Regions from separate parts of the Mus musculus genome. Here region 2 is linked to region 1. Evidence: chromatin loops called from intact Hi-C (ENCODE). Cell type or tissue: gastrocnemius. All regions are shown on one strand. Links, peaks and the distances in the headings refer to the core of each region. The heading gives the core; the rest is flanking DNA. Region 1 holds the start of Tbc1d21 (TBC1 domain family, member 21). Region 2 overlaps Pml (promyelocytic leukemia).

Evidence for each region. Hi-C counts contacts between places; a loop is a spot of excess contacts. Peaks named below come from ENCODE experiments on the same cell type or tissue, not always from the same donor. Only the 100,000 strongest peaks of a DNase experiment are listed, where the experiment ranks them.
Region 2: it touches region 1 in a loop (5-fold over the local background); 11 of 42 quality-filtered maps call a loop at or near these places.

The regions. Positions count from the first base shown.
Region 1 is chr9:58,364,895-58,375,738 of GRCm38, forward strand. It overlaps Tbc1d21 (TBC1 domain family, member 21), which reads right to left and starts at 5,561. Exons shown (of 11, transcript NM_028854.4): 1 at 5,372-5,561; 2 at 1,959-2,066; 3 at 1,726-1,829. The coding sequence starts at 5,431. It overlaps 1700072B07Rik (RIKEN cDNA 1700072B07 gene), which reads left to right and starts at 5,610. Exons shown (of 3, transcript NR_040727.1): 1 at 5,610-5,746; 2 at 8,777-8,837; 3 at 9,043-9,289. In gastrocnemius, for the core only: a CTCF peak has its summit at 4,952 (motif pointing left); a DNase peak (open chromatin) is centred at 4,961.
Region 2 is chr9:58,220,938-58,231,781 of GRCm38, forward strand. It overlaps Pml (promyelocytic leukemia), which reads right to left. Exons shown (of 9, transcript NM_178087.4): 5 at 9,554-9,691; 6 at 8,891-9,149; 7 at 8,418-8,470; 8 at 778-928. Mir6385 (microRNA 6385) reads left to right here and starts at 213; the gene lies at 213-317. In gastrocnemius, for the core only: a CTCF peak has its summit at 5,512 (motif pointing right); DNase peaks (open chromatin) are centred at 5,216 and 5,465.

The DNA of each region.
Region 1 (10,844 bases), core at 2,425-7,424:
TAAGCACTCACATAGAACAGTGAGCCAAAGACAAGGTGAGCAGAGGACTCTGCCCCAGTGTGGTCTCCATAGGGGAGAGAAGAGGCAGGCTCCAGGCTGTCAGCAAGCCCAAGTTCCAGGGTCACAGAAGTGGCTTTGGGTGGCATCCCCACCAACATGAACCATAGCTGTTCTTTCCCTGTGCACGATGACATACATGCCCTTTCCTATAATGAGGTCATTGTAACTACTCTGCGAACTGTACTGTGACCCCAAATTTGACAGTGCAGGGGGAGACTAAGCCTTAAGCTGAGAAGTTCACTCAAGAATATGATGTTAATGCTAGAATTTGAATTGAATTCTTTCCCAAACAAGACTGTGTGCTACTCACCTATGAAGATCCTCCAGGCAATCAGAGCACACTAGAGGAAGCGCCCTGCTTGATCCTGGCCTTGAAGCAAGGATGGAGTTTTTGCATTTATTTATTCAGTGTGTGTGTGTGTGTGTGTGTGTGTGTGTGTGTGTGTGTGTGTACCACATTCTTGTGAAGGTCAGAGGACAGATTGTGAGAGTCTACTCTCTCCACCATCCACTATGGGATTGAACTCTGATTGTCAGGCGTGGTGGTAGGTGCCTTCATCCTCTAAGCAATCCCAGAAGCCCAAGGGTGGGGCTTTGGGAAATAGATAATGGGGGGACCAATGTGGAGGGAGGAAGAGCAAATGAATGATCCAGGAGTAGAGGGAGTCAAAGAACACCCAGCTCTGGTAGAGCGTTGAGCTGATGGAGACTCCCTGGGTGTCCATTTTATATCAACTTGACACAACCTAGAGTCATTGTAGCAGAAGGAACCTTGATTGAGAAAATACCCCCACCAGATTAACCCATGGGTAAGCCTGTCACTAATCTGCTTGACTTGTGATAGATATGGAGGGCCCAGCTCACGGTGGGAGGTGCTGCCTCTGGGTCGGTCCCAGCTGCTATAAAGAAAGCAGATTGAGCAAGGTGTGAGGAGCAAGCTAGTAAGCAGCACTCCTCCATGGCCTCTGCATCAGCTCCTGCCTCCGGGTTCCTGCCCTGACTTCCCTCAGTGATGGGCTGCAATGTAGAGTTGTAAGCTATGGAATGAGGTCCCTCCTCCACAAGTTGCTTTTGAGTATGGTGTGTCGTCCCAACAGTGATAGCCCTAACACTAAAATAGCCCCTCAGGCAGCTGGTACGGTCAGATGGAAGGTTCTGGGATGAGGGAGCCAGGATTAGGAAAGAGATAGGTGTTTGAAATGTCAGCAGATACACCTGCAGGACTGTTGAACCTGAGGACAGGAGAAGCCCATACCGGGCACTGGGAACAGATGTTGACAGGGCAGAGAGGTAGAACCTAGACTCAGGAGGCCATTCAGCCATGGGGTTTGGGGGTAGCAGTTGGTGATGTGAGGACTAGGCCCTTCACGGGTAGGTTGTGTAGGGAAGGGTGGGGTTGGGAGTAAGGTGATAAGGGAAAGTAGGACAAACTTCTGCCTGCCACTTATTTGTTCAATGGAACTGGAGCGGACGTGCTAGCTTAAACCTGGCTACATCTACTGCGTGTGGGTCCCATGCAGGAAGCATCAGGGGGTCTTCTAAGAATAGGGAATCCATTTGAAGAAGAGACCTGAGTCTTTAGGCTGAGAGGGCACCCCACCCCGCACCCCATGCCACCTGAAGCCCCAACAACTCTCCACTGAAAGAGGGTCTGGAAAGCTCTACCTCCTGTTGCTGTCCACCATGAGCCGCTCATCCCGTGAACTCTGCCACGAGTAGTAGCCTGTGAGGAACTTCCAGGCTTCTGTCCTCACGAAGGGGTGTAGTCCCTGGTCATGGAGGTCATGAACTCTCAAGACGAATATTCAGAGGGCTTTGCCCAGTGCCCTGCCTGATCCCTGCCCTCTGGGCCACCCCCTAGTGCCAGGGTGTGGCTGAGGGTAGCCCAGGGACCATACCCTTTCCAGGATGTTAATGCAAATGAAGTCTCGTGACTTGGCCAAGTGACCATTCTCATCGAAGAAGCTGTCCCATTCTGCCTTGTCAATGGGGGGGTTTCTCTTCTCCTGGTAAGAACAACCAGATTAGTCCTCCGCTGGAGTCTGTGGGCTTCCCTTCTAATGCAAGGTGGTTTTCAAGTGCTAGGCTCTGACTCCGTTCTAGAATGCTCTATCCAAAGGAAATTGCTGAAAATAAGTGGGGAACGAAAATCCAGGAAGGACAGTAATGTTCACCCAAATGAAAAATGTAAGTACTCCGAATCTCTGCAATAAGGGAATCATTAAGTAAGCCATGTCTTATATATACTGTGGGATATACTGGGATACCGTGAGGCATATAAAATGTCATGTTGACAAGGCATGAACAATAATCCGGAAACATTCAAATGTTAACAGGAAAAAAAAAGCAGAGTACACAGTTTAAAACCAGACATTCTCCCTACACACCAGTACCACCTCTCCGTGTAGTCTGTGTGGTCTGACAGTAGCACTGTCCGTCTACACTCGGGGTCTCTAGTCCAGCCGGATCAGTGTTCACAGTAATACCTCTTGTATACTGTGTCTGTTACATAGTATAAGAACTGTAATACATAAGCTCATATGCATTTTTTACAAAAGACTGAAGGTTGGGCACAGTGGCACATGCCTGTAACCCCACCCAGCACCTGGGAAACAGGTGAATCTCTCAGATTAAGGACATCATGGCCTACATAGGAAGTTCCAAGCCGTATGAAGCTACATAGTGAGACCCTACCTCAAGAACAAGAGCAACTAAATAAATAATAGTAAAAATACTGAAGAAAATGCAAGAAAACGTTCTCTATTGAGAACAACAGTGGGACTTGAGAGATGGCATCAGTTAAGAGCACCGGCTGCTGTCCCAGAGGACCCTGGTTCAATTCCTAGCACCCAGATGGCAGCTCACAACCAGATGTAACTCCAGTTCCAGGACACCTGATGCCCTTTTCTGGCCTCCTTGGCACCAAACACATGTGTGGGGCACAGATGTCCATGCAGCCAGGACACCCATATGCATAAAATTTAAAGAAAAAAAAATTAGTCATTGAGGTTAGGGATGTCGCTCAGTTGGTCGAGTGCTCACTTAGCACACTGGATGCTCCAGGTTTGATCCCCAGAACCACATGCCTGGTTCGATTCCACACACCTGTGGAGGCAGGAGGACCAGAAGTTCAAGGTTACTCTCAGCTATGCAGTGAGCTTGAGGCCAACCTGGGATGCATCAGACCCAGTCTCAAAAGCAAACCAAAAAGCTACCGGGACTCTCTTGAAAGTTAAGGAGTGTAAACATCTCTTTTTCCTTTTTTAATCGTATTTTATGTTTTACTTTGACTGTGCTGCTTTGATAATAGAAAGATTAAGATAAACACCAAGTAAACAATTCATGTGCTCTATTTTATCTTCCTTGAAAATATAAAGCAGCCGGTCGCAGGAATATTCATGTGAGGAGATGCACGCACGCCTGGCCCGCGTGTGGTAGGCACACTTGTGTGCCACACACTTGCGTATGAGTGGTAAGGGATAGTGTCTGAAAAGCATTTACAAAATAGCAACTAAGGGTGCAAAAATGTCCCTCTCCCCAGGCTGAAGAGAGGAGGCTCTTGAAGTACCACACTGCAGAGAGACCTGAGCTGCTGGACAGAATCCACCCGCGCTGGCCAGAGCTGCCCCCATCTCTCTCTTAATACCTGAATGTGTAGACACGGGACTCTAAATGAAAAATGTATTGAAATCACTGGAGGGTCTTCTGGTTCTGAAAGTTTGGGGAAACAGCCTACAGAGACGAGTTCCTAACAGTTTCCTGGATGGCTGAGGCTGGAGTGAGGAGCCAGGGGTCAGGAAGTAGGGAAACATTTGACTTTAAAAGCCACAGTGAGCCATTGACTACAGGCAGGTCAGTTTCCCTATCTGCAGGTCAGGTGGGCTACGAGCTCCCTTTGTTTGTCAGTGGTGTGTGTGTGTGTGTGTGTGTGTGTGTGATATGCGTGTGTGCACATATTATGAGTACACATGAAGGCCTGAGATTGATGCTGGGAATCACCTTTGATTGCCTGCTTGACCTTACTCAATGAGGCAAGGTCTCTCAACCAAACTTAGAGCTCACTGATATGGCTAAATTCCCCTAGTCAGTTTGCCCCTGGCATCCTCTTATCTCTGCCTTCTGGGACTGGGATTATAGGGGAATGACCATACCCACCCAACATTTCACATGGGTTCTGGGATTCAAACTCTGTCGTCATGTTTACAAGAAAAGAACTTCAGTGCTGAGCCATCTCCCTAGACCGAACATCCCTCTTTAATAACTCACACACGCTTTATCTGCTGGATCAACCCTGAGAAACGGGGCACTAGGAGTTACAGGTAACTTTGAGAAGTAAGGTCTCCTTGATGCTGGCAATCAGCTCCACGTTTGGGCCTTCACGAATCGATGAGGAGGACTGGTCAGCCTGCTTGCCTGAGTCTGGAGAGCAGCTGACTGGATTTGAAGTCTCCAAGATCTATTTCTCACTCATCAAATGATAATAGCCTGATCACATCCCATCTCAAAGGGCTGGGATGAGAAGGAGTGACTATAAACAAAGCATTTACAATACCATCTGTACACATCGACTGCTGTGTGGCAGCTTATTCATTATTATTAGTATTAGCCTTCTCTAAATTTGGAGAATGGGAGAAATATAGAAAAAAAATCCAAAGCTTGGTGATCATCTGCAATAAACGTGTAACGTTTAAACCCCAAGTGCTCGTTTTGCATTTCTATATATCGCCCTATTAATCACATGACAAATGGGTCTTGAGATTTGTTAAGGTCATTGTAATTAGTTATGATTTTGAAAAATAGTGCGTGGAAAATTTTCATGACTCAGGTGGACCGGAATAGTTTATTAACTGGGCTTGGGACCTAGTAACAGAAGCACTACTGCCACCTGGTGGCAACATACCAGAATTGTTGGCAAAAGCACCAAAGAAAAACAGTGAGAGGCTGCAACTCTAAAACTCAAAAAATTTAGAATGACACAGTTGGGGAGGAAGCCATACTGAGTTCTAAGTCCTGCCCCCCCCGCCAATAAGGTAAAAAGGGATGTAGATGTCTAACCTGTGGCTGCTGTTGAAGGTAAGCGGCCCTTGCTCTCCGTTCCATGGCCAGCCTTCCCATTCAGCAGGGACAAAGAGTCCCGCTATAAACCGGACTATGGGAGGCAGGCACTTGGGACTGATGAAGAACATGTCAGGTGTGGTGGCATAAGCTTATAATCTCAGCACTCAGAAAGCTGAGGCAAAAGGATCACAAGTTCAAGGCCAGCCTGGGCAGCACAGAGACACCTTCTCTCAAATCAAATCAAAGAACATACCAGAATGAAGGTGGCTGATCGCCTGGCAGAGAGGCTGTTTTCTGGAGAAAGGGTAGTCATGTTCCCCTCTTGTTGCCTTGGGAGTGGCCTGTGTCCAGCTCTTCCCTAGTGATCAGGGAACCAGGGAAAGGGGACTTCCTTTTAAGAGATGAACTGGACCTCTCTTGATTCCCTACATTTGAACAAATCCAGCTAGATGTGTGTCACAAGGCCCTGGAACTGCCATCACAATGACCTTGGAACACACACAGAAGCCAAGGAAGTAAATCTACAGACCACCCCCCTCTCCAGATTACAGTGTACACAGGCTATGTGTCAGAGGTTGAGTTAATGGATCCAGTGGGCTGGCTAGCTGGGGCGGACTTCCTGGAGGAGGTGAGCTACAACTTCCTATTTCTGGCTGTTGTTTTACCAGACCAGTACCAGAGCTCATAATACTACAGTTAGAGCCTCAGGTTTAGGGATGATTTTCCAAAACACCAAATCAGTATATCTGATCTGGAGACCAAGAGTAGGTTTATGTAAGACTACATAGGAGGCCACAATTTAGCATTTGAATAGTGGTTCCTGGTGTGTGTGTGTGTGTGTGTGAGATTCTCTACCTTATTTTTGAAACAGGGTTTCTCACTCAACCTGGCTAGACTGGTTGGTCAAGGATCCACCTGTTTCTGTCCCCAGCACTGAGGCTACAGATGTGTACATCTGTATGCATGGCTTTTTACAGGGTGACTGGAGATCCACACTCAGGTAGTCATGTTTGCATGGCAAACACTTTGTCCACTGAGCCAACTCCCCAACCCTCTGCTTTAGTTACCTATATACCCAGAGCAAGGTCTTGGGCAAACTAAGACAGTAGATTTGAGCACCAACTGGATGAATAACTTAATGAAATAACTGAAGCTGCAGGGTGTAGGGGTGCACGCCTTTAATGCCAGGACTCAGGGGGCAGAGACAGCAGATCTCTGTGAGTTCAAGGCCAGCCTGGTTTACAGAGTGAGTTCTAGAACAGTCAAGGCTAAATAGTGAGACCCTGTCTTGAAGAAAACAGACAAGTAGAGTAACTGCCATCCTCTCCCACCCCTTTCTGTACCTTGTACCTGTCTCTCTCCCTCCTACCCTGATTTCCATTACACCAGGGTCAATGTCAGATTATTTTGTGCTCAGTCTTCTAGTGCCCCGCCCCCAGCTTCCTGATGTCTGGTAGGTGTTGCTGTTAAACAGACCTGAGAAAGCGGCGACTCTTGGCTCCAGAGTCACGGTCTCTACCTCCAGCCTTACGTGCCTTTCCACTCAGGTCTGTCCTGGCTGGAAAGCATCTTTAGTCATTACACAAACCAAACTGCAGTCAGGAGCTCCAAGGTGGAACTTGGAGTCTGACCTCAAATCTGAAATCTACCAATCCCCCGGACTCCCCAGCCATGAAATCAGAACACAGCCAATCTCTGCCTTCGTAACTTTATTAACTGAGCTGTCCATATGGAAGTCTTGCGTAGACACAGTTCACGGTTTCATTGTCTGATAGTGTTCTGCTGGCTGGAGGCACTGCAGAAATCTCTGACAGCCCGGTAGCACCTGTCTTTTGCCTCCCTCTGTTTCCCCATCCAAATACGGGAAGATACTGAGAGCCTTTGCGCCTTGGCCTGCTGTCCCAGTCTCGGCAGAGCTGGAGGGGTGGGCAGCACCCATAGGCACTGAGTGGAATAGGAATCCACTCCACACACCTCAGAGCAGCTTCATTTGGAGGTCTGTGAGGTTTCCAAGTCAAACGTGGGAAGCAGGAGACACCACGTGGGTGTTCCTCACCGTGGATGACAGGGGCTGATGACGGATGCCTCTGTTCCTCCACATTAGTAATGCACCTTGTGGAGAATTAACTGCAAGCTTCTCGAAGTGAGGAGGATTGGCCAGAGAGGAGTAGGAACAATCTGATTGCTGAATGCAACTTGGTTTCTAAACCGAGTGTGGTGCACGTAGATCATCTGCTGAACTTCCTTTAACCTTCAGCTCCCTGGGTACAAATGCTGGGTCATAACTCTGCTCCAAATTAGCCAGCCCCGGCTACTCGTATTACTGCAGCCTCATAGAAACGATACAGAGGCTTAATATTCAAGCAATTCAAGGAACTCCACAGAGCACGAAGGGCCTGAATCTGACCCACATATTTTCAGATACTCTTTAAGAAATGGATTTATTTGTGTGTATGAGTGTATGTTCATGCGTGTGTGTGTGTGTGTGTGTGTGTGTGTGTGTGCACAATTGTGTACTGTACTGGCTGGTTTTGTGTGTTAACTTGACACAGGCTGGAGTTATCACAGAGAAAGGAGGAAATGCCTCCATGAGATCCAGCTGTGAGGCATTTTCTCAGTTGGTGATCCAGGGGAGAGGGCCCATTGTGGGTGGTCCTGGGTTCTATATGAAAGCAAGCTGAGCAAGACCGCGGAAGCAAGCCAGTAAGCAGCATCCCTCCATGACCTCTGCATCAGCTCCTGCTTGATTTCCAGTCCTGACTGCCTTGGGTAATGAGCAGCAATGTGGAAAGTGTAAGCTGAGTAAGCCCTTTCCTCCCCAGCTTGCTTCTTGGTCATGATGTTTGTGCAGGAATGGAGACCCTGACTAAGACATGTGCGTGTGCTCAGAGTCCAGGACGAGGCATTGGATGTCCCCCTCGAAGGAAGCTTCTCATCTTAAACCTGGGGCCCCCTCTTTCCCCACTAGCCTAAAAGCCAGCAAGCCCCAACTACTCTGTCTCCTCCTCTTCTACTTCAGAGCTGGGGTTACGGGTTTGTGCCAGATGCCCAGTTTGTTACATAGGTGCTGGCATCCAAATTCCTGTCTTCATGATTGTGCAGTAAACACTCAACCCTGAGCCATCTCTCCGGTCTCATTTGCAGATTCTTACCAGCACTTTATGTCTCCTGGGTCTCCTGGAGCTAAAGAGTCCCTGCTTCCACTTGTGTATATAATTGCCAAAGAGTTTGGACGCCAGTTTATTACTTTCCCTTTATGCATCTCTGTCTCTCTCTGTCTCTCGCTCTCTGTCTGTCTGTCTGTCTCTCTCTGTTTCTCTCTCCAGATTTCTGCTTTAAGTATCTATGCATAGAGATGCTTCAGGGCATGAGAGCCGTAGGTTCTGGACTGGCATGCTTGGGATTAGCATTACAGAAGGCCACCTGGGCCATCTTTGCCCTTAGGAATCTGGCTGTTAGCTGATGGGCTGCGTTGGTGAGGAGGGAGGGGGCCTTCCAGGGATCAGAGGACTCTTACCTCCAGACATTTCAGACTTTTACCTTGTTATTTTGGTTTTGGTTTAAAATAGTATGTCATTGACCTGGAATTTACTAAGTAGGCTAGGCTCACTGGCCAGCAAGCCCTGGGTCCTGCCTATCTCTTGCTTCCCTAGCACAGGAATGTTGGTGTCACCATATCCAGACTTTACCTGAGCCTGCAGAGGAGTGATTGAGTGCAGGTAAGAAAGCTCTTGGGTTGTGGTGCCAGGCAGACTTGTGTCTAAATCCAGATGGGGACAAGTGACCAGTACATGTAGCTTTTGACTCTTGCACAGCCTTAGGAAAGTGGCTTGGGACTAAACCCCTTTTCTCCCAAGAGAAAAGGTTACACTAAGCTTTTGTGGGGCACATCACTTTGCTGCAACCACCTTTTCCCCATTCCAGGCTCCAAGAGCGCTCCTTTGTTCTGCTTAAGCTTGTGCGTCATATGGCTCCTGGCCAGCCTCCCTGCTAGATCTCTTCCAGGTGGAGAGAGAGCGAGGGCCTTTACCTATGGCACAGAAGGCCATGTGAAGGTCATCATCCCGTGTTGGTGGCAGACTGAGACCTCTGGTTATAGGGGGGCAGACACCCACTGTTGAAGTTGCTCTTATTCCCTCTCATCTATGTGACTAAAGCGTGATTCCATCTGGTGTTGGGTGACTTGTGTGTTTCTTGGCGACACCTGCCAGCCGCGGAGTGGGTTGATACCCTGAGCCTGCTGCTCCTGGCAGCAGGCTTTGTTGTACCATTTACCATCTTCCACACAATGAGACTCCTCCCGGGAGGCGGAACAGAAGTCATCCGTCTGACACCATCTCTTCTTACCCTGTATGAATCTCTCCCCGGCACCCTGTGGGGAGGGGTGGTAATGCCTGTTGGGCTTGAAGGATAAATGAGGGAGTGTCTGTAAAGAGTCCAGCAGGGCTGGCAAGCACAGTGGCACCAGCACCCAGTTCTTACTTCACCCACAGCTTCACCATTGCTATTCACTATGCCCAGGGATTGTTCATAAAAATCACCGTGATGAAGACAGTCAAGATGCCGCCTGATTCCTTGAGGCTTGTAGTAACATCTGTGCCCATGTTCAAAGACCCTGTGAACCTGTCAGTTTCTGCTCCTCTGCATATTGGAACCTAAACACACACACACACACACACACACACACACACACACACACACACACACACACATACACACGAAAGCACAAAGCAGCAAGACCAATGTGAGGAGCCGAGTTGACTTGCGTTCCCTTCGTGCCAATACCACGTGGCACAATTCTGAAATGTCATTCACTGCATCTCTGTTACTAGTACCAGCCCCCTCAGAGTATACCTCCCAGGACCCCTGGGATCTGGGACAGTCAGGGCTCTTCATAGAAATCATGCACACTGGAGCTACTTTGTTGTACCTTTCTCTTCGCCCCTCCTTGTAGGGAGCTAGGATAAGTTTAGATTTTTGGGTGTCAGGCTTTCTGCCCTCACTCCCACAGAGCGGGGTATTTCTGACAATGCTGGAGATGGCTGCGTGTCATGTGTCACCTGTGATAGGAACAGGGCGCGGGTGGAGCTGGAGGCAACAGTGCTCCTCTGAGCACTGACATGGTTGGGGTCTCCCTGAACCAGAGCAACCCACCCACACTATGAGTCTTCTGTACTACTTGGGGTGCCTAGGAGTTATTTGTTGCCTTTTGGGTCACTTCCCAGTTCTTGGGGAACCCACCTTCCAGCTTACTGGCTACAACACTAAAAATGACCCACAGGAACCATTCCAAGTAATGTCAAGCTGGGGTGACAGTTCTTTGAATCCCGTGCTGTCCCCGAGGACTTTGCTCCCAGCAGCCCCGTGGGGAGAGCTGTTCTGGAAGCTGCACGCGGTCATGACGGGGCAGGTGGGGGGGTGGAGGGCTGGGGAAACGCTGCAGCCCAGATTGTGCGGAGAATGGAAAGAGTGAAATGGAGAGGAAAAGGGACAAGACATTCCTGAGCACACCAGGGACAGCTAATGGAGGGAAATAACGTGGCTAATTACGTCTCTGAAGGCTATCCATTCCAAAATAAATTTTTAATGAAAAAATAATGCATGCTCCCTGCAACTTAAATCTGGTGGCGAAGGGAATGAGCTGAGCCTCTCCGTGCAGCCAAGAGCAGTGATGTGTATCTCGGAGCAACAGTGCCTTCCTTGCAGGTCATTTCCCTGATGTCCTC
Region 2 (10,844 bases), core at 2,776-7,775, 140 kb before region 1:
TTAAGAGCATTGCCCAGAGACTCCTCCTGAAGCCCAAAGATAGGTTTTTTGTTTGTTTGTTTGGGTTTTGTTTTTTTTTGTTTTTTTTTTTTTGGGTTTTTTTTTTTTTTGTGTGTGTGTGCTATGGAAATACCTGATGATTCTGGATGGCTGGGCTAGCCCCAATACAGGGCCCATAACTATTGGCTGAGTAAAGGGTCAGAGCTGAGGAACCAGGGCAAGGATGACAGAGAGGAAGACTAGGGGCTTCCAGGACAAGGAGTCGCAACTCTCTGTAACCTGGGTTCTGCAGGTTTCCTCATGTATCTGGGCCCTGTTCTAGGAAACGTGTGGTCACAGCCAAAGGTCAAGAGTAGATTACTGCCAGTCAGTGGTGGCTCACACCTTTAATCCCAGCACTTGGGAAGCAGAGGCAGGCGGATTTCTGAGTTCAAGGCCAGCCTGGTCTACAGAGTGAGTTCCAGGACAGCCCCGGATACACAGAGAAACCCTGTCTCTAAAAGGTCAACTATGGCCTATACACTGTTCCCAATCTCTCCACAGAGGTTTTGTCAGAAGTGAATCTGTGGAGTTACACATCTCCCTCTCACGTCCTGGTTCTACTCCAGGCAGATATGGCAGCACTTGGTATCTCAGGTGTGTCAGAGTCCTCTGTCCACCTGGCTGTCGTGGCTGGTTAGGGGCTGGCAGGAGCCTTAGAAGTGGCTCTACCTGCATTTTCCCTGGGGACTCAGAGACTAAGCTAAAAAGAGGTAAGGTAGGTCTTGGGAAACCCACTTTCATTGTCAATCTTGAGGTCAAAGAAAACCAGGGTCCTGTCTTCTAAGTGGGGTTCGGCGAGGCTCTCATCCAAGGCCTTGAGGGAATTGGGGCCCTCCAGCTGCAGGCTGCTGGACTCACTGCTGCTATCGTCCAACTCGTGGGAGGACTGCAACACAAAGAAGCCAACAGGTCAGGAGTTCAGAGGCCTTGAAGGTCCAAGGCGAGGTTAAGTCTGCGCTCTGGAGCAAGTGTGCGCACAGGAAACTGTAGGGATGATACCCGCCTGCACAGTAAGAGCCTCTCTGTGCGCAGGAGAGGGTGGAGTAGTGGGGACGCACAAATGTGTATGCAGGTGTGAACCGGATGTGTCTCATGTAAGGATTGCACACATGAGCCAGGGCTGTGGCTTCTGGAGAACACCTCTGGCTGCAGAGAGAGTTAACATGCCTGCTGCCCTAGTTGTTGTTTTTGTTAACTTGACACAAGCTAGAGTCATCTGAGATGGGGGAGCTACAATGTGGGGAGAATGCCTCCCTTCGTAAGTAGTGATTGATATGGAGGGGCAAAGCCCACTGAGAGCGGTGCCATCCCTGGGCACACGGTCTTTGGGTGTATAAGAGATCAGGCTGAGCTAGCCAGGAAGAACAGCAGCCAGTAAAAAGCATTCTTCCACAGATTCTGAGTCAGTGCCTGTCTTGGGTTCCTGTCATGACTTCCCTGGATGATGGACTACAAGCTGTGACCTGAAATAAGTACCTTTGGCCGTGGCGGTTATCACCCACCCTTCCAAAACACTTGCTTTTCACAAACCTTCAGCCAAGAGAAGTTGTGGTGCTCACTAGAAAGCGAACCAGGGCTGGGCTCTCCTAAAGGAAGTTGCTTTTCATTCAACTTATATTTTGTAGTCCTGCATCAGGCACCCCAACTTCCTCCCAGCCCGCCTTACACCCAGACACCCCACATTGCTTTGCCATCCCTGTGAGGGCCTTTCTGGAGGCATCTTCCTAGTTTCGAGCTGAGAGCAGGAGACTGTTCTCTTCCCCACGGAAAAATTACGTCATTTTCTGGAGTGGCCTCCAGAGTTTGCACTCTTGCTCCGGGTTTCTGTCCTTAGACTCCCAGTGTCTATCCTCACACTTGGATTGGTAGGCAGAGCTGAGCCACCCTGGTTATGCCCTTCTCTGGTCTGGGTTCACCCTCTCCAGATGCTGAAGAGCTGCCTCACTGGCCCAGTCAATTCGTCTATGCACGGGCTGCCTCTTCCTAGGTCTTCAGTGACATCGCACACGGACTGCCTCTTCCTAGATCTTCCTTCTGACCTCAAGCATTTACACCAAAAGCCCCTTTGGGCCCCAGGTGCGCCCACCTGACTCTTTCCTCCTGACGATGTCCCTTCAGGCCTTGAAGGCAGTCTTCAGAGCAGAACACCTGGAGCGCTCCACAGCTCTACCTTCTGGTTACTGCCTTCATCTTCATGCCTCATCACTTATGGTAGGAAACCTCATTTCTAGATCTGCCTTCTCTGAGGGAACCTGTAGGTATCTCACTAACAGGATGCCCCCCTTTCCCTCCTCTGAGCTGTGGCTAAAGGAAAGGCAGGATCTGTCTTTTTAGCCCAGGCACAGCCCCCACACTCCCCCAAACCCCCAGGAATTGCCATGCACTAATGGCAGAGGCTGGTCTCACTGGTACACCATGTACTTGAGCTAGGTGGCTAAAAACTCCTTATTCGCCTCTTCTCTTAAATCTCAAACCAACTTGGCTTAAATGGACCATTTAAGCAAGACATCTCTAAAAACAAGGGTCTATAGGAAGGGAACACACAGCATCTGGACCAGCATCTCTCCCTCCTAGCTCAGCAAGGGAGTCTCTGGGCACATCAGAAGCCCTCACTCATCCATCTTATTCCAAATATCAGAATAGCTGAGTGTGGAGGGAGGGAAGAAAGGAGGAAGAGAGATGGAAAAAAAATCAGGAAACTTGCTTGTGGGGGAAAGAGAAGTGGAGGCAGGAGAGAATAGGGCTGAGAAAAGAGAGTTCTCATGCAGGCAGGGGTAAGACCAACTGAGAGAAGGCCAAAGAATTAAACAACAACAACACTGGAGTGAGATGATGAGAGACCAAGGACCGGGATGGGAGACTTAAGTGTCACCATGGGCCATAAGCTCTCTTCCCTTCCCTGTTCTCCGATGGAGGTGAGAGCCAGTCTTTCTTGTCCTTTCTGTATCACACCCACTAACTTAAATGTCACCCCCTTCCAAATAAAGGAACATTCCTCTCTTCCACACACCGAATGCCCCCGTTCAGCAATGCCTGATTTTGGCTAGGCCTTAGTAGCATAGGAAGTCCAGGCTGTTCATGGGACATAGAATCTATGGGGGTGGGATCCAGCAATGTGCAGTTGCTTAAAGTCCTCGGTGCACAGCCAGGCTTGAGAAGCTCCGGTCTACACGGACATTCATGCCTTGTTTGATGACAAGCTGAACAGACAAAAGTCAACTCCTTTTGGGAAGCCAGTGTTTAGCTTAGGGAGCCATCTAGAATCTTCCACTGATGCTCAGCAAAAGTCTCGATCCTGAAGAACTTTCTCACGCCTAAGCTTCAGCTACAGCTGGGCTCAGTTTAGTGAGACACGTGTGTCTCTGGGGTTCACAGACACAAACTCCTAACTCCTAGCTCCAAGGCTCTTAAAGGCCTTGGAGACAAGGCACAGATATTAGCAAACTAGGCCATGTAATTAGCTGCTAGGACCCTTGTGCCTGCGGCTCCAGCCCTTCTGCAGGCAGCTCTGCTCTTACACACACACACGGTTCCCACATTCTCAGTCAAGCACCTGCCTCTCATATCAGTACCATGGTGGCATCTCTACACCAGCTGTTGCTCATGAGCCTCCCTTCCTCTGCCAGTCATCCTTGCTGGGTCTGCCACAGGCTGCTCCAGTTCCTGCTTGCTCTGATACTGTCAAGGTCTCTAGTCATCTGTCACAAAAAATGGGTGAGACTACCTATCTCTTCTGCTGCAAGACTCTTCAAACAGTGGCCCTGGCTAGGTGCAGGGCCCCACCCATCTTTCCAGAGCTTAAGCACAGCTTTCCTCCCATGGGCTCTACAAGAGACTAGGACCTGACTTCTCTCCACATCTGAGACCCAGCTGCCTCATCCAGCAAGATGAGCTCTTCTGAAACATTCCTCCTTGCACGGTCTCTCCCCTGGGACAGGGAAGTCTTGTAATGGACATAAATGCAGGGCAGGCCATTCTGAGGCCTGCCTACCCCTACTGTCTCATTTGAAAAAGATGGCACTTCAGCAGGCCAATACTTATAGAACAGCCCCTCATTATAAAGTAAAACAAAGGCCCTACAAGAAAGGAGATAGGGAAGATAGGGATGGGTACCCTGAAGCACTATCTGTCCCTCCAAACTGCAAAGTGCAAATTTGTATTTGTAAATACACACACACACACACACACACATATATATATATATACATATATACACATAAAAGCAATGGACTCTTCTACCCCCAGGCTTGCTCTGCACAGTGAGCAATGATCACCTCTTCCTAACCTGAATTGTGTATCTCCCTCCTCCCTTGGTGATCCTGATAACCCACGGATGGTTGGATCTCACTGTCCTCTCCCCACCTGCTATAGTGCTTGTGACATCTCCTGAGCTCAACCATATACAATGCCCAGGGAAACCTCTGGAATACTTTTCTCCACTGTTCCTTCCTAGGTTTCCAGTTCCATCCCGGGGCCAGTAGCTTGAACGTTATCAAAGATGATGAGATAGAAAGTAATGTCCAGCTAACAGAAGAATATAGGCAACAACGGAAAGGCAAGGACCAAATTTTGGCTACAGGTGAGAAACAGTTACAAGAGGTGCCCTGCCCTCAGCAATGCACCTCTGCAGAGGGTAGAGTGGTAATCCAGGGGGAGGGACAGAGAGAATGTGCACAGTACACACACAAGGCTTTAGGCAAAGCTGCCAGTACACCCTGGCATTCTGGTCTAGCAGGCAGGAGCAACAACTAGTCAGAGCAGGCTGCCCTAACCCAGAGACTGTACCCAGTACAGGGGAAAGGAAGCCAGAATCAAAGCCAGAAAAACAACCTTTACAAGAGCAAAGAGACCTGGAACGAAGCACCCAGAAATGCAAAGAGAGATGGACTTCTGGGAGAGGCTGACCCAGTCAGGAATGCTAGGGACTATCTAGGACCACGGTGCTGAGAGGCCTGGAGCTTCCCTCGTGCCAACAAATGGGTAGAGGGTGTAGGCATGGTGTGGAGATGCAGAAAGTAGGATGAGAAGCCTAGGCCAAGGGGGAAGCAGGGAGCGGGCAGTGACTGGCAAGAAGGAAGTAGATGAATCAGAAGACACAAGGGCGGGGGAGCAGGAGATAGAGTGAGCCTCCTCACAGGGTGGGGGCAGGGGAGCAGGGGAGCAGGACTCAGGTGTGGGTCTTAGAGGAAGACAGACTTCCCCTCCAACCAGGCAGAAGTGGCAGATGAAGGGAAGTGCCAACAGCAGACAAATCTGTAATTAGGTAGCAGATGCTGACAATTCCCACACCGCCAAAAGGGCTTCAGTTTCTTACCAGGAGCAGAAGGTATAGTCAACAGGCTAGGGTCAGGGTCAGGATGAAGCTCAGAGAAGTGTCCCTGAGGAGCCAAATGAGAACGGGAGGGCATGACCAGAAGTCCTTAGTTCTTTGCCTTCCTTTGTGGCTTTTCTCTAACATGTCTCCAGGGGGCAGCAGAGAGTCAATGGGGCCCCGGGGAATCTTCCTGTGGTTGTTTCTGCCAGCAGAGCTCCATGAGATAATGATTGAAAAAGGGAGAGCTGGTAGGAGGTGACAGATTTGAGGCTGTGGTCTGAGTCAGAGCAGTCAGTCCATTTTGAGATGGTGTCAAAGCACGAAGTGTGGCCATGCTGATGGTTGCCAGCTGAAGTGACTGACAGGCTGAAGATCCTTGAGTTGTCAAGGAGTGGAGGTCAGATGGTGGGTGTTGAAATCAACCAGAAAGAAAGCAAGACATGAAGGGGAAGAAGAAATCTAGGGGTGGGGTGGGGCAGATGGTCCTATCTTTCCTCCATGAGAGGGGAGGCGGGGAGATGTCTGAGACAAACTGGGGAGATAGGGTTGCACTCTAAGAGCTGGACCTCAAAGCCACCAGTGATGGAATATATTATAGTAGAGGCCTTGCCCTGCTTTCCACTTTGGATGTTCACAGTGTGGCGGGAAGAAAGCTAAACGGCACCACAGGGAAGATCCTGCACAGGATCTGATGGCCATGGGGAAAAGGGTTCACAACAGAGATTATGTGGAAGTATTTATTGAAACAAACAAACAAAAAAAAAGCCGGGCGTGGTGGTGCATGCCTTTAATCCCAGCACTCGGGAGGCAGAAGCAGGCAGATTTCTGAGTTTGAGGCCAGCCTGGTCTACAAAGTGAGTTCCAGGACAGCCAGGCTATACAGAGAAACCGTCTCAAAAAAAAAAAAAAAAATAGTATTTATTGAGCAGTCATACCTGTCAGGCTTTGGGATGGACAGAATCTCTGCATTCATAGGCAGGGATATCTGGCCATAAGACTGCAGAGTGAGATGGGGTGGCAAGCAGCCACGGAAGAGGAAAGAAGTCAGGTTCTCAGAGGCCGGTCTGATAGAGGACCCAGGCCTGGACTGGTAGAGATGTGGCTTCTTGGTGGTGCTAATGAAATTTCAAAGACTTCAAGGAGGGCCTTGAACTTGGAAATTCCCCCGTGGGGCTCTGTTAGAATCTCTGGGGTGGGGGACCTAATTCCTGAGCACCACCCATGGAAGAAGCATTTGGCTGAAAAGCCATGGAGAAGCCACTGGTGAAACCTGAGGGAGCCCTGGAGGGAGTGTCCAAGGGACTGGAAGGTTCTGGGCATGCAGCAGAGTGTGGTGATGGCCCTCTCTCTGTGTGTGCGCATCAGCAGATGCCTGGGAAGCCCTGTGGTGGCCAGAGTGGTGGCCTGAGCAATAGGAGGAGCCCTATGTCGAGGTACAGTACCCCTGGAGGACAGGCTACCAAGGGTGATGAAGGAAGGTGGCTCTCCTTGCTTTGTGTGGGAAAATGCAGATCTGAGAGAGGACAGCAGCATACTTCTGGCAAGTGGAAGGCTGACTGGAAGACTAGACTTAAGAGTCAGAGCTTGCTCAGTGGGATGATGGGAAGACCAACTCCGTGGGTGGCAGGCACTGTGGTGTAGACTGCTGGTCCTGCTGGGGTCCAACATAGGTGGGAGGTTCTTCAGGTACTCAGCAGGGAGGTGACTGCTGGTAATGAGGGTTCTGTACACTCTCCAGTATAGAATCGTGGACTGTGAGCTTGGGGACCACAGAGACCTCCAGTCTAACCTCTTACTCTCCTCATGCTTTGCTTCCTCTGGACACGTAACAGCCTAGTCTCTGATGACATGCCTCCAGGTACAGAAGAGTCACGGGTTTCATTACCAGATGCCTTTAAAGGTTTCTAACATGAACTAGACTCTTGCATAGGGCTTCTGAGATGGTTTGACTGAGAACACTCCTCATAAGTTCATATGTTTGAATCCTTGGACCCCGGTTGGTGGAACTATTTGGGAAGAATTAGGAGGCGTGGCCTTATTGGAGTAGGTGGGTCACTGAGAGTGGACTTTGAAGTTTCAAAAGTCTATGTTGGGGCTGGAGAGGTGGCTCAGAGGTTAAGAGCACTGACTGCTCTTCCAGAGGTACTGAGTTCAATTCCCAGCAACCACATGGTAGCTCACAACCATCTGTAATGGGATCTGATGGCTGGCCTCTTCTGGTGTGTCTGAAGGTAGCTACAGAGTGTTCACATATATATAAAATAAATAAATCTTTAGAAAAAAAAGTCTATGTCATTCCCAGTTAGCCATCTCTCTCTATAACTTGTGTTTGTGGATCAGATGTGAGTTCTCAGCTCCAGCTGCAGCACCATGCCTGCTGCCTGCTGCCTGCTGCCTAGCTCCCTACCATGATGATCATGGACTGACCCTCTGAAACTACAAATCCAAATAAGCTCTTTCTACTCTAAGATGTCCACTATTTGTCACCCATGGGCACATTCTACCTATCACCAACCTTCATCGACTGACTTTGTTGTTTTTCAGTCAGAATCTTCTACATAGCCCTGGCTGTCCTGGAACTCACTCTGTAGACCAGGTTGGCCTTGAACTCACAGAGATCTATATCCGCCTCTGCCTCCAAGTGTGGGAATTAAAGGTGTGTGTCACCACAATGCCCGGCTCACTGATTAACCAGGGAATGAACTCTTGTCTACCTTTCCTCATGAGTACTTAGCAGATAGAAAGTACACAAGGAAGCTCTAGAGAAACTCTAGAGACGCTTCCAGATCTAGAAGATATTACAGAGGATGGACATGGCCTGGAGAAAGCAGCCTAGCAAGCATTGTAGAGGTGTTCTTGCCTGATGCAGAAAGAGGGTCAGAACGCAATAAGCATGCAGCTAGTGCCTGCAGACTGTCCTTGGTATGACTTAGGTTTTATTGCCTGGCTGGGAAATTTTCCAGGTGCCAGGTGAGCCTGAGAGTCACCTGCTGTGGCTGTGGCCTTTGGGACCTTGAACAAGGGGAGGCAGAAGTCCTAGGCTGAAGTCCGTGTTACTCACCAGATTCTCGGTGTCCGAATCCTCTGAGCTGCTGATCACCACAACTCGCTCCTCTGAAAAGGAGAGGGGGTGGCAGCATTAAATCCTTCCTGGAATGGCCACTGGCTAGGGTGAGACATCCAGGAGAATCCTTGTCCAATGGGCTGGGGATGACAGATACCCTGTCCTGTGTGTGCTAGGAGGAGATGGAGTGTTTATGTCCCCAGAGCACAGAGATTGGCACTAGCAGTTTTCGGAGGGAAGGAGGCAGGGCTAAGGCATAGCCCCTCCAGTGTCCCACACTGAAATCATAGCAAGCACAGGGTAAACCACCAGTGCCATATTCAATGGCTGCTCAGAGCAGCTCGGGCATGGGAGTCCTGATGGCTCTGAGTGCCCAGGTGGGATTAGAATGTGGAGGTGGGGCCTGGGGTGTTCCAGATATCTGAGGGCATGACAGTCTTACACAGGTGTTCCCTGCCTAATCCTCCTACCTGTTTCCCCTGTGTCACTGGTAACATGATTGTTGTTGGGCAGGAGGATCTTTTTTTCAGGGACGGTGCTCTCAGGGTTGGAAGTCCCATCCAGATGGGGAGGGGAGGTGGCCTTGAAAGTGCTGGGCCAGGACTGCTCGGGGGAGCTTGTGGCCAACCTGTCCTCGTTCTCCTCTGTGGACTCCATCTTGATGATCTTCCTGGAGCAATCTTCGTGGGAGCACTTCCTCTTCATGGAGCCGACTGTCTGAGAAGCCTCCTGAAGAGTGGGAAGTTAGAGGGGTGACTGGGGTGCCTCTAGTGGTGCTGGGCTGAGACACTGAGCTGAGTGACAGGGGGTTTGTGGCATGTTTTCACTCTCCTTCTTTTGGCCATGCTGAGCATATCTCTGCAAACAGGAGGCTCTCTCAGGTCGCCATGTGCACTGGTCATGGCCACTGACCAACAGTCTCGGTTGATCTCATAGCTTTGGCTGTCTCAGCATCCCAGCTGGGCTGAGAGTGGCTTAAGATTATTTCGAGCTTCCATGGGGAGCATCTGAGAGCAATGGAGAATACGGAGCAAATATAGGCCTGAGAAAGCCCAGATTCTCCAATTACACCTCACTGTTGGCTGGAGTCTAAGCCTTTTAGATTGAGGCAGTGCTGAATAGTGGGGGCTTACCTCTCTGTAGGTGGGGCCTTGCATTGAAAAGGCATACACTGGTACAGGGTGTGCTCCAGGCACTGTTTTTACCATAGCCACAGGTTGGGTCTTAGACAGCTCTAGGGCCTGAGCCTGTACACTCTGCACTTCTTTGGGCTGTAAAAGCAGGTAACAGAAAAGTTAGAAATGCAATGACCCTGGGCCTACAACCTGCCTCAGGTGTAAGCTTGGTCCCAATCAAAGAGCTCACTGGGACAAGTAATTTCTCCCAAAAGTCTCCATGATGTCACCTCCTCTGACCTTGGGCTGCTGGCACCCAGGCACTGCTTCAATCTGTGTGTGTCCTGACAGGGCAGGACGACACCTCCGGGACCATGGTGCCTATCCTCAGAATATGCTTGACAACCAGCCTAGCTTGCCTGCCTCTACAGACAGGTTGCTTGCTGCTGAAAGCAACACTTCCCTCAGCAGCAACAGAGTTGCAGCAGTCGGGAACTTGGAGGCCAGCCTCCTGGGAGCTTGCCTTACCCGAGTCTTAAACTCTAGTAGCTACTGCATGCATTGGAATTACTTAAAACTCACTGGGTCTCAGTCTCCCTCCATAAAATGGAATAATGACACTTGCTGAACGCCATCAAAATGTCTTGAAGAGTATCTAGTACCCAGTAGTGAGGGTGACAAGGATGGCTAATGAATATAATACTAGTTTGATTACTATTCCATGTCCGAGTTGGTGTTCAGGGTCCTGCTAAATGAAGCAGGAACAACTCCTCAAATAGTGAAAAGGGAGCTCAAGAGATGGCAGCTCTGGGCTGGCGAGATGGCTCAGTGGGTAAGAGCACTGACTGCTCTTCCAAAGGTCCTGAGTTCAAATCCCAGCAACCACATGGTGGTTCACAACCATCCGTAATGAGATCTGACGCCCTCTTCTGGTGTGTCTGAAGACAGCTACAGTGTACTTACATATAATAAATAAATAAATAGATCTTTAAAAAGAGAGAGAGAGAGAGAGAGATGGCTGCTCTTGCAAAGCAGCCGGGTTCAGTTGTTCAGTTCCCAGAACCCACACGACAGCTGACCTTTCTGCAGGTACTGTACACATATGGTACACTCACATGCAAGCAAAACATTCATATACATAAAATAAGTAAATAAATCTCTTTTAATGGAAGAATCACCACATGGCTTACCAACTCTACACTCCTAGGTACTACCTCAAAAGCACTGAAGGTAGATATTCAACTGCAAACTATGCATGGGGCTGGGCAGGAAGCCCAGTGGTTAGGCACCTGCCTGCCATGTTCCAAGC